2 separate regions of the Homo sapiens genome follow, and region 2 is linked to region 1. A link is an interaction called in ENCODE POLR2A ChIA-PET data of the cell type or tissue named here. Cell type or tissue: Caco-2. All regions are shown on one strand. Links, peaks and the distances in the headings refer to the core of each region. The heading gives the core; the rest is flanking DNA.

Region 1 (6,008 bases), core at 629-5,628:
GACAATCACTCTGTTCTAACCAGTCTGAGTCTGTGTGATCACTTTTTTTTTTTGCTTTGAGACAGAGTTTCACTCTTGTTGCCCAGGCTGGAGTGCAATGGCGCATGTGTGATCACTTCTATGGTAACTATAGCTCCTCCTTCAGAACTATGTCTTGGCTCTGAATCCCTGGGGATTATGTTACAACTAAAGGGAGAAGGAGGAACCCTGAGGATTATAAATGTTGCCAAGGGCAGTGGTGGTTCCTAAATCTATCTATGCATCAGAATCACTTAGACATTTTTTAATGTTCATGTTCCTGGGCTTGATTACACTCCTGCTGTGTTAGTCCATTTGTATAGCTATAAAGGAGTATCTGAGGCTGGATAATTTATAAAGAAAAGAGGTTTCATTGATTCATGGTTCTGCAGGCTTTACAGGAAGCACACTGCCAGAATCTGCTTCTGGTGAGGGCCTCAGGAAACTTCCAATTATGATGGAAGAAAAAGGGGAAGCAGGTGCATCGCATGGCGAAAGCAGGAGCAAGAAAGAGAGAGGGAAGAGGTGTCACACTCTTTTAAACAACCAGCTCTCACATGAACTCAGCGAGAACTCACTTATCACCAAGGGGATGATACTTCATTTATGAGGGATCTGCCTCCATGATCCAATCACCTCCCACTAGGCCCTGTGAACATTGGGAATCACGTTTCAACATGAGACTAGGAGGGGACAAACATCCAAAACATATCAGCTACTGGATTATACTCTTTGGGAATGGAATCCAGCTCTTTGCGTTCTTCACATGCCCACCAGATGATTCTAATGCAGCTGTCCTAGCACCAGCCTGTGCCTCTAAGACAACTTTAGAGAGGCATTGGTTCACAGATGTGGAGGATTCTCTGGAACCTCCCACATTCATTCTGGAATCAGCAACTTCATGCCCCACACTCAATCCCTATCATGCCATCAGAGCCTTTTGTCCTACTGGAGTTTCTGATGTCACAGACAGTGGCTTAACACTATAGTCTGGTGTCAAAACTGACCTGAGCATAAATCTTTCCTCTGCCACTTGCAAACTGAGTGGTCTTAAGTAAGTTGTGACCCCTCCTCAAACTTCAGCTTCTCATCTGTGAAACAGTGATAGTAACACCTACCTCCCAGAGTTGCTGTGACAACTCCTTGAGATAGCATGTGTAAAGATTTGCAACTCGAGATTTGTGTACATGATTGTTATATGGTAAATCCTGGCTCATTTTCTTGCCTTCCAGAAGTAGGGTCAGTTCAGTACTCGTAGGAACTCTTTTTTTTTTTTTTTTTTTTGAGACGGAGTCTTACTCTGTTGCCCAGGCTGGAGTGCAGTGGCGCGATCTCGGCTCACTGCAAGCTCTACCTCCCAGGTTCACATCATTCTCCTGCCTCAGCCTCCCAAGTAGCTGGGACTACAGGTGCCCGCCACCACACCCAGCTAATTTTTTTGTATTTTTTTTAGTAGAGACGGGGTTTCACCGTGTTAGCCAGGATGGTCTTGATCTCCTGACCTCATGATCCACCCGCCTTGGCCTCCCAAAGTGCTGGGATTACTGGTGTGAGCCACAGCACCCAGCCAGGAACTCTTAATTGGGACTTTTCCTCCAGGTGTCCTAATACCAGAGTACCTATGTCAGCCCACAACCCAATTTAGAGAAGAAAGACCCCAATTTAAGAATGTATGGCCCGGCACCATGGCTCATGCCTGTAACGCCAGCAGTTTGGGGGACTGAGGCAGGCAGATCACTTGAGGTCAGGAGTTTGAGACCAGCCTGGCCAACATGGTGAAACCACGTCTCTACCAAAAAAAAAAAAAAAATACAAAAATTAGCCGGGCATGGTGGTGCACACCTGTAATCCCAGCTACTCAGGAGGCTGAGGCAGGAGAATCACTTGAACCTGGGAAGCAGAGATTGTAGTGAGCCAAGATGGCATCACTACACTCCAGCCTGGGTGACAGAGTGAGATCCTCTCTCTCTCTCTCTCTCTCACTCTCTCTCTCATTCTCTCTCTCTCTTTCTATATATATGTATATATATGTATATACATACACACACACACACACACACACAGACACACACACACACTTTGGCTTTATGTTAAAATTTGAGAATCTGCTCCATTTGCTAATGTAAGTATGCTTCAGTTTAGTTCTCTTAAATAAAGCAAAAGCTACTCCCCATGGCAACAGTTATGGGACTCCTCCCATAGTCCACGCCTGTCTTGGGGAGAAGAGAGAGAATTATTTAAGTGACATGTTCTCAAAATAAGGCCAAAGAACAAGCTCCCCAAAATGTGCCCTAATTCCCTTGATAATTTGTGAAAAGCTGAGGCAGCTACATAAGCATTTTCCTAAGACATGGAAAATAAAGCCAGGGAGAATGCAACTATAAAAGACATTAATTTCAACCCAGAAGGGGCTCATTAAAAAACTTTAAAAAGTTATACTGTTTTCAAAACATAAGCTTTATGTCAGAACCAGCCTCAATAGATAACAATGAAGCCTTTCCCAAAAAGTGGTGATACAGGTTTAGAAAATGTATTTACCTGAGCAGGCTTGTCTAACCTGATTTGTTTTGGAATCAGATGCCTTCAGGTACCTTCTGGTATGCCAAGCCTATGGACTCTGGCCTGAGTACTTGAAGCTATGGCAAGAAGGGCAAGAAAGGAAGGGAAATCTTGATCAGAACCATGGGCAGAGGCCAGGTTCTGGAATTAAGAGTTAAGGAAGTCCTGGAGGAGGAGCTGTCCATACACGTGGTGCTGATGACCCCAGCAGGTTGCCACTGTGAGGCTACAGGGAGCAACAGTGCATCAAGCAATCTTGGAGTCCTGGGAGAGTCTTACCTTGTGAATTTATGTACTTCAAATGGGGTTTAGGGTATTCATAGATCAGGATGGAATGCACTCGAATCAGGTAAGGCCATCAAAGCCTGCTGTCCTTGCTCTGCCCAGACGTAGAATATGACTCACAAACACCACAAGGAATTGCAGATATCACATCCCAAGAATCTCACAGAGGGAATGAGGTATAAAATTGGCATTTTCTGAGCACCCAGCTGCCTGTGTTAGACTCTTTACTTCCAATAATTCATTTTAATTTTAAGATACAGGTTCTTCTTCTTCTTTTTCTTCTTCTTTTTTTTTTTTTGACAGGTTCTCACTCTGCCACTCAGGCTGGAGCGCATAGCTCACTGTGGCCTTGAACTTCTGGTCTCAAGCGATCCTCCCACCTCAGCCTCTCAAAGTGCTGAGATTACAGGCATGAGCCACCAAACCCAGTCCACTATCCTCAATTTTATTTATTTATTTATTTATTTATTTATTTATTTATTTATTTATTTATTTTGAGATGAGTCTTGCTTTGTCACCCAGGCTGGAGTGCAGTGGTGCAATCCCGGCTCACTGAAACCTCCACCTCCTGGGTTCAAGTGATTCTCCTGCCTTAGCCTACTGAGCAGCTGGGATTACAGCCACCCGTCACCATGCCCAACTAATTTTTGTATTTTTAGTAGAGACTTGGTTTCACCATGTTGGCCGGGTTGGTCTGGAACTCCTGATCTCAAGTGATCTGCCTGCCTCAGCCTCCCAAAGTGCTGGAATTACAGGAATGAGCCACTGTGCCCAGCCACTATTCTCATCTTAAACTGGGAAACTGGCCAGGTGCAGTGGCTCACACCTGTAATCCCAGCACTTTAGGCAGCTGAAGCGGGAGAACTGCTTGAATCCAGGAGTTTGAGATCAGCCAAACAACATGGTGAGACTCCCATCTCTACAAAATTTTTAAAAATTAGCCAGGTATGGTGGTGTGCACCTGTAGTCCCAGCTACTCAGGAGGCTGAGGCAGGATGATCACTTGAGCCCAGGAGGTTGAGGCTGCAGTGAGCCATGTTTGCACCACTGCACTCCAGCCTGGGTGACAGAGCAAGACCTTATCTCAAATAAATAAATAAATAAATAAATAATTAGGGGAAACAAAACTCAGAAAAGTTAAGCAAATTTATCCAGTGTTCCACAACTAGTAAGTGGTCATCATCCTCCTTAAACTGCAACCTCTGTATATGAAATATGTCTAACTTACAAGCTTTTTCCTTTTACCATGTGCAATTTTCCTAGGGCTGAAGCCAAGACCTTGGTAGAACCATGTCTATTTGTTGGAAAGGAGGGTGGCCCTAGGAAATCGACTCAGGAAGGAGGTATTTAGGCCAGAATCTGGAGGCACAACATTAACTTCATGGCCTTTGCTCTGCCTGAGAGGGGCATCAGTGAAAATCATGCTTACCTTCTTCCTCAACCAGGAACCCATCATTTGTAGTTACTAACAAGGTGAAGCTAACTCTGCCAATAAATGGAGGTGACTTCAATTCTGATATTTTCCCCAATAGGGAGCACAGGCAGCACTGAATATGTCCCAAATGAACTCATTTCTTACCTCACTCTAGTTTTCCTTTTGTCCTATCTGTCTCAGCTATTTCACTGACCCAAGCTGTAAATCAGACATCCATAACTGACCCTTTCCGCATTCTTGTTCTTCTAGCCTTGCCAAGCTCTCCTCGTCGGTGTTACCTCCATATATCTTTGCAATTCTTCCACTTTTCTCATTTCTACTGCCACTTCCCTGGTGGAGGTGACCATCATCTCCTGCCTAGACTATTGCAGTAGACTCCTCGCTGGTCCCCTTGCCTCCAATTTTGTCGTCTGCAAGTCTTTCAAAGTGATCCCAAATGCAAAGCTGACCATGTTATTTCCCCACATTTAACGTACTGAGCATAGTACAGTGGTTAAGAGCGAGAGCTCCAAAGACAAACTACCTGGTTTTTTATCCCAGCTCTGTCATTACTGTGCATCCCTGCACAAGTCACTTAACTTAGACTTCATAACTGTAGAATGGGAATGATAGTAATGATACCTTCTTCAAAGAGTTGTTCTTGAGGATTACATAGTACCAGCTACTGCCTCATTTCTTTTATCTCCTTTACAGCAAAACTCTTTGAAAGGATTTTTAAAACTTTTTATTATAGAAAGATTCAAACATACATGAAGGCCAGGCGCAGTGGCTTATGCCTATAATCCCAGCACTTTGGGAGGCTGAGGCGGGCAGATCATCTGAGGTCAGGAGTTTGAGACCAGCCTGGCCAACATGGTGAAACCCCATCTCTACTAAAAATACAAAAATTAGTCAGGTGTGGTGGCATGTGCCTGTAATACCAGCTACCTGGGAGGCGGAGGCAGGAGAATTGCTCAAACTCAGAAGGCGGAGGTTGCAGTGAGCTGAGATCGCACCACTGCACTCCAGCCTGGGTGACAGAGTGAGACTGTCTCAAAAACAAACAAAAAAACATATGTCAAAGAGAAAAAGACTTAGTATATTCTCATGTACGCATCACCAGATTTTCAGTACTTATCAGTTTATGGCTAATGTTTTATGTCTCACCTCTTCTCCTGGATTATTCTGCAACAAATCTCAGGCATATAGTTTCATCTGTAGAATTTTCAATATGTACTTCTAAAAGATAGGAGCTCTTTTACAAAAAAAACCTCACACTGTATCATATCCAAAAAATAACAGTAATTTTTTCCCCTATTTTTTGTAGTAATGGAATCTTACTCTGTCACCTAGTCTGGAGTACAGTGGTATGATCATGACTTACTGCAATCTTAACTTCCTGGGTTCAAGCAGTCCTCCCACCTCAACCTCCCAAATAGCTGGGATTACAGGCACACACCACCAGGCCCTGTTAATTTTAAAATGTTTTTTTTGTAGAGATGGAGGTCTCCCTATGTTGCCTGGGCTGGTCTCGAACTCTTGGGTTCAAGTAATCTTCCTGTTTCAGTCTCACAAAGTACTGGGATTACAGGTGGGAGGCACTGTGCCCAGCCTCAGTAATTCTTTGATATAATCAAGAATCCAGTCATTGTCCAAATTTTCAATTATTTCAAATGTCAGGATTTTTTTCAGTGTTGTTTGTTTGAATCAAGCTATAAATAAGAATCATTCA
Region 2 (6,008 bases), core at 291-5,290, 87 kb before region 1:
TGGGTATATGAGGCTACCCGTTCTGCCTAATTCTTATGACAATTTTTTAAACAATTACCTTTGGACTTCAATCATTGTTATCACAAAAGATCTAACATGAGCAACTATATCATTTCAAGAGAGCTGATTCACAAATTGAATCAGTTATTTTAATTGTTTACTTACAGTTTGCCCTGTGGTAGATAAAGAAGTAACAGAAGGTTCTAGTGTACACTTCGTAGGTTTATATTATCTGGGTCTCAGTTCCCTTATCTATAAAAAGAAAAGGGCACAGTGCTGGATCTGGTTATTTGTAGTTCTAAGGAAGATTAATCTATTAATAACCAGTCGACACCTTAAAAAATTACAGAAGTGGCAAATGCAAAGTGCCAAGAAACAAACTTTTGTCAACTAGGTTACCCTGTAAACATTCACTTAAAGAAAAAAATGAAAAGGAACAGGATCCTTATTAAAGCTTGGTGAATTTAAACCCACACTGTAACGTAAAATGGAAATTCAATTTGTCAAGGAGACTAACAAAGGCAGGAATCACAACTGAAAAGTGATATATCCTCAATGGTTTCCTAGTTGCTAAAACTTAGAGTCAATCATCTTAATTGAAGACACTGAAAATGTACAAGTATCTGTCATTATAATCATATCAACAGTAGGTAAGATGCCTTATACTACTATAACAACTATAGGTAATTTCAAACAGAAAAAAAGCAATATACTTTAAATTATTTAGGGTAAATAATTTATTGTGCCTGCTTTAAAATAACGTTTCCCAATCCAACTAGGTTCAGATATTCAAACTGAGTAAGGATAATTTATTTATAAAACTGAAATACAACTTGGGTTCACAAGGACCATGCCTAACCAATTTTTCCTGCAACTCAGCATTATGTAATTCAAAGAAGAGAATAAATATATGTAAGTTTGACTGCAGAAAAAGGAAATTTGAATTTTACTTGTATAATGCCAAGTCAAAGAAACCAAGTTAAATACAGATATCCACACAAGAAATGAAACTCATTTATTAAACCTTCTTAATAAAAGTAACAATTACAGTTAGAAGCATGGCCAATTCTTAATAACATTAGTATAATTTAAAAATTTCTATAATCAAAAAGTAAGTATTTTGTTATTTGAACATTTTTTAATGTTGCCTTCAGAGGTTATACAATAAAAATAACTTATAATATGCATCTTGTACCTTGGTGTCTCATTTTTAAGTTATATCCCAAACAAAACTGAAATATAAGCAAATGGCTCAAGCAAAGTTTCATTAGATGGAAAAAGAATAAAACTTACTCTCATTAAGTCTGGCTAGAGGTGGTGGTGATGGGATGTTGTACTGTAACATAAATGACACAGCTGGATAACACAAAGCATGAAAACAAGGGAAAGGCTCCATCCTATCACTGTTTAGACCCTTCAGTGTCCCACTTATGCATGCTACAAGGCAACTACTGGAAGAAGAATACACCTCTTATTTTCGAGCAGAAAGGAAGCAATTCTCTATCTGCCAGTAGTAAGGGATTTCTTCTTAAACTGTTTCTCTGACACCAGTGATTTGTAACAGTAGATTTTTATTAGGGACTTATTTATTGAAGAAAATTAAGATGTTGAAAAATTCTTTTTCCTGTTCTCTCTGCTGTTTGGAAATAGATGGGGGAGTGGGAAACTAGAGAAGTGTCTTCAATATGCACAAGGGCTTTGATTAATTTACAGCAATGACCCATTGAAAGTTTCCCTTTTGATGCCCAGGTGTCAGGATTCCAATATTAAAGTTCCCATAATCTTCTCCAACCAAATGCAAATTGTTGACAGACATTTTCTCCTCCTTCAATATTCCTTCAATTATAGCCCCTTAGGACTAGATATCTGAGACTATATTGTAGGAGGATAAAAAAAATTACAAGAACACTTCATTTTTGAAAACTCAAGTCTATACCACTGAGTCACAATAACGACAATTCTGCAAGCTTTTGGTTAGCTTACATTTTCTTGGCTTAACTATGGTAAACTAGGCTAAAAGTAAACCACATTGTACTTTTTCTTGTGTAAAATTATAATTTTACATAGTAGAATCAAGGACTTATGAATTTTGTCATCCTCTTCAAAAATCCCTATTTTTAGTGAGTCAGTAGAAAGTCCAGGATGCCACTGAAATAGATTCTTCTGAAATCAGTTAAATAATTACTATTATTTTTCAACGTTTTCAAAATAAGTATATCCTTGACCTATAAAAGAATGCCTGTGCTGACAATTTCTTGAATGTCACCATTTAATAAGCAAGACGTCATCATGAATGTACAATTACACTTCATTTGTGATGGTGGGTCCTTGCAACAGGAAGTAAGATTGGAGAAATGCATGGGAACTTTTGGAATAAATTCTCCATTCTGGTTTTATGATTTTAATATAAGTGCAACAGTTAGAACACACAACAAGAGAAAAGGACAGGAACACACTTGGGAAAAAGATGACTTTTCTATTTGAGCCAGCTATTTTAGAAAAATCCTAGAATACTTACAGTGAGTGTCAGAATGCCATCTGGTTGTACTGTTAATGTAAATTTTAAATGTAACTTTAAGGATTGATGCAGATTTTCTTTTGTAAAACCAGAAACATTAAAAGTTACACCATAGCAAGGGTCACAGCAAGGGGCAAGTGGGTTGCTTAATGGAATAATCATTTCAAATATATATATTGTAATTGCAGAAATCTGGAATCATAGGATAATCTGCATCAGTAATAATATTGGCACCTTGCTTTATAATAAAGTCCTTGAAGATTAAAGTGTACAATCATACTACAATCCTGAGTAGTAGAATCCTTGCCTCTAGAAGTGAGACTTGGATAGAGAGATGCATCTTTTCCCACAAGCTCTGAATTTCTTCCACAACTATGTTGAGTTACAGTCTGAAATTTTTTTTAGAAAGTAATACAATTCCATCACATGTAGAAGCTGTTAATCTGAATTAGGAATGGAACGAATCTGATAACATGGCCATGTAGACTTTTCAGCAAACTCTTCCCTAGGGTCCAGGCCGCTGTCCAAGTTGACTACCCTCCCAGCTTGAGGGGGTACTGCACTACAGAGGGGAAATATGGGGATAAAGCAGGAGGACTAGCACAGAAAGGCAGCAACAATAGTATCATGTAACATTTGCTAGCACCATGTATAACTCATGGTCTCTTTCCCCATGAGGACAATCCTTTTCTAGCACTCACAGTAATGACTTCCACTTGAGGTGGCAATTATTTGTATCTTCCCAATTTTTCCTTCTAATTTTATTCTGGTAAGGAGACTACATTCTCCACCACCAAAAAAGACTTAGATATCATGAAAACTGGAGCTAGGTCAGGTCCCTTTCCTCTTTGGTTAAAGAAGAGCTGCAAATATGTGGACTGAGAACTACCTCTGCCCTGTGGAGAAAACAATTTAAAAAATAAACACAAATTTGCAGAGAAAGTCAGAGAAAGGAGACAAGAGTCTTGACAATATTCAAGTCTTGCACTATCAAAGGCTAGTTCTACTCTATCCATCTTGAAGCCTGGTTATGTGAGGCAACATACCCACTTTTTAGCTAATATAAGTTGAACTTTTGTAATCCAAGAATTCCAACTCTTATACCTCCCTTTACCAGATGCTTATTTTCACCTGTATAAAAATATTAGCTTTTGTCTCTCCTCCCCACCACCCACCCACCTCAAAGACTATAAATAATGTAATTTGCCTCAACAGCAAACCCCTAGGGATGGCAATGTTTGAAATAATCCTTTTCAGATACTTAATCTTTTGATGACTGACTTTACATTACGTATTACCATAAATGCAAATCAGTAGCTCCTTTGTCAAGAACTCCCCTCCCAATACTACCTTCCTCTCTGGTACATAAGCTTTGAACTCGGTCAGCAAAAGGCAAGTGGCCATAGCTGGGTTAATAATGCACTACTAGTAAATATATCCATGGCAGTAATTTCAAAGGTGTAAAAGAGAAAGGCAGCCTTATTGAAATGTGTTCTTGCTTGTAGGTTCTTAAGACAAAAGCAATCTGACATCATCTCTCAAACTACGTGGGTAATTTGGTTTTGTTTTGGGGGTTGTTTTTGCTCAGAAACCTGAAGAATCTAACCATTCCCTATACAGTAAATTCTAGGACGTTCTGAAGAATTACAGCTTTTCTAGAGAGCTTAATATAATCTCTCATGAATAAAAACAAGTCATCTTATTTGTCCACAAGTTATTAAGTATCATCTGATGAGAATATAATGGCTTTTGTCAGCATCTGTGAATTAATCATATTCTAGTAAAAATGTTACAGCTTCTTTCTGCTACCCTATTAAATAATAGTCATTTTTTTGCAATCTTTTGTCATACTCTTTCTAGAGATGTTGGATTGAAATTCTAATGTTATAATGCAGATCATATCCTAAGGCAGTCTGACAACAGAATAAGTCCTGACACAATGTTCATTAATTATTAACAATAGCAGAAACCATTAGTCCAGTAAAACACAAATAAATGAGGTGAACAAATGAAATATATGGTGAGTCTTTGGTGTGCAATTTTCATGGGAAGAATTGTTATCTTCATTTTTCAAACAGGGAAACTAATGCACAGAGAAGTTAACGAACTTGCCACGTGTTACGTACAACTCCCAAGTAGTTTGAGAGTTGATGTCAGATTGCTTCCGTCCTAAGAATAAGGGGCAGAACTGGGATTGGATTAAAGTCTTTTGGACTCTACAGTGTATGTTCTTTTCACTATACCAGACTGCTCTCCCTCAACTCAAGTTCTGTGAAGCAGCAATTACAAAGCTTTCCCACCATACCTTCCAAGGAACCCTTTGATGACCATCACATTTCACAGAATTTTTTTTATTATAAATTACTCCTCTTGGAATGCCTATGGAGTAAGGGGAATATGTAGTTAAGATACCGAGGGAGAGTTAATGGAGATCGCCCACAAAAGGTCTACTTTTGGAAATGCTATTATATATAGATCAGCCTACTTTAGGAGCATTCAATTTTGGTTTCATTAAGTATGTATATACTTCAGAGCTAGAATTATATTTAAGAAATCTATTGTATATTTTTCCAGCATCTGGTCATGAGAATATTTCAAAGAAAGGAAAGCCCTTTGTTTTGTTAATGCATATCCCCTCCTCCCTGCAACTCCCCTCCCAACTAATGAAGTTACTCTTAGTCTCAGAAAACTGGTTTAGGAAAACTTTAAAAATATAACAAAAAAACAAGCCACTAGGCCGGGTGCGGTGGTTCACGCCTGTAATCCCAGCACTTTGGGGGGCCAAGGTGGGTGGATCAGGAGGTCAGGAGATCGAGACCATCCTGGTTAATGTGGTGAAACCCCGTCTCTACTAAAATACAAAAATTAGCTGGGCTTGGTGGCACATGCCTGTAGTCCCAGCTACTCGGGAGGCTGAGACTGGAGCATTGTTTGAACCCGGGAGGCGGATGTTGCAGTGAGCCAAGATTGCGCCACTGCACTCCAGCCTGGGCAAGTGAGACTCTGTCTCAATAAATAAATAAAATAAAATAAAATAAAATAAAATAAAATAAAATAAAATAAAATAAAATAAAATAAAAACAAGCCACTTAGTTGCTTAGCTCTTTCTACTTCGAGGCAGGATACAGTCTGTTTTGTTTGACTATTATCTCCCCGAACTTGTTACGCTATAGGTGACTGTTGAAGGGGAGGGCTTTACTAACTTAACTCTGGTTAGAAAACAAACAGTTACACAGTTGACTGAGCCTGAGGGTGGAACAGCTTTAAGACAGGAAAGATAAATCCTAAAAGACCATTCTAAAATATTTATATAGTTAATGGGAACAAAAAAATTCCCTCACAAACTATGGCTTCCTCCAAAGAGAAAAATAAGTATCACCAAAATGGAAGAGCTCCCACCTATTAAGTAAATGTTCTAAATTTGTTTCCATTTGCTGTAAAGAAATGTGTACATCCACAAGTTTTCTGAAACTGCTGTTACATTTCAATG

Evidence for each region. Peaks named below come from ENCODE experiments on the same cell type or tissue, not always from the same donor. Only the 100,000 strongest peaks of a DNase experiment are listed, where the experiment ranks them.
Region 2: POLR2A ChIA-PET joins it to region 1 with 6 read pairs; 5 of 35 experiments call an interaction of 5 or more read pairs at or near these places.

The regions. Positions count from the first base shown.
Region 1 is chr17:28,005,444-28,011,451 of GRCh38, reverse strand. No RefSeq gene overlaps it. Among named protein-coding and RNA genes, the nearest start is that of LINC01992, 17 kb to the right of the region's middle. In Caco-2, for the core only: no CTCF peak of the experiment used is centred there; a DNase peak (open chromatin) is centred at 2,731.
Region 2 is chr17:28,092,338-28,098,345 of GRCh38, reverse strand. The region is part of intron 1 of NLK (nemo like kinase); the gene reads right to left. Among named protein-coding and RNA genes, the nearest start is that of NLK, 53 kb to the right of the region's middle. In Caco-2, for the core only: no CTCF peak of the experiment used is centred there; no DNase peak of the experiment used is centred there.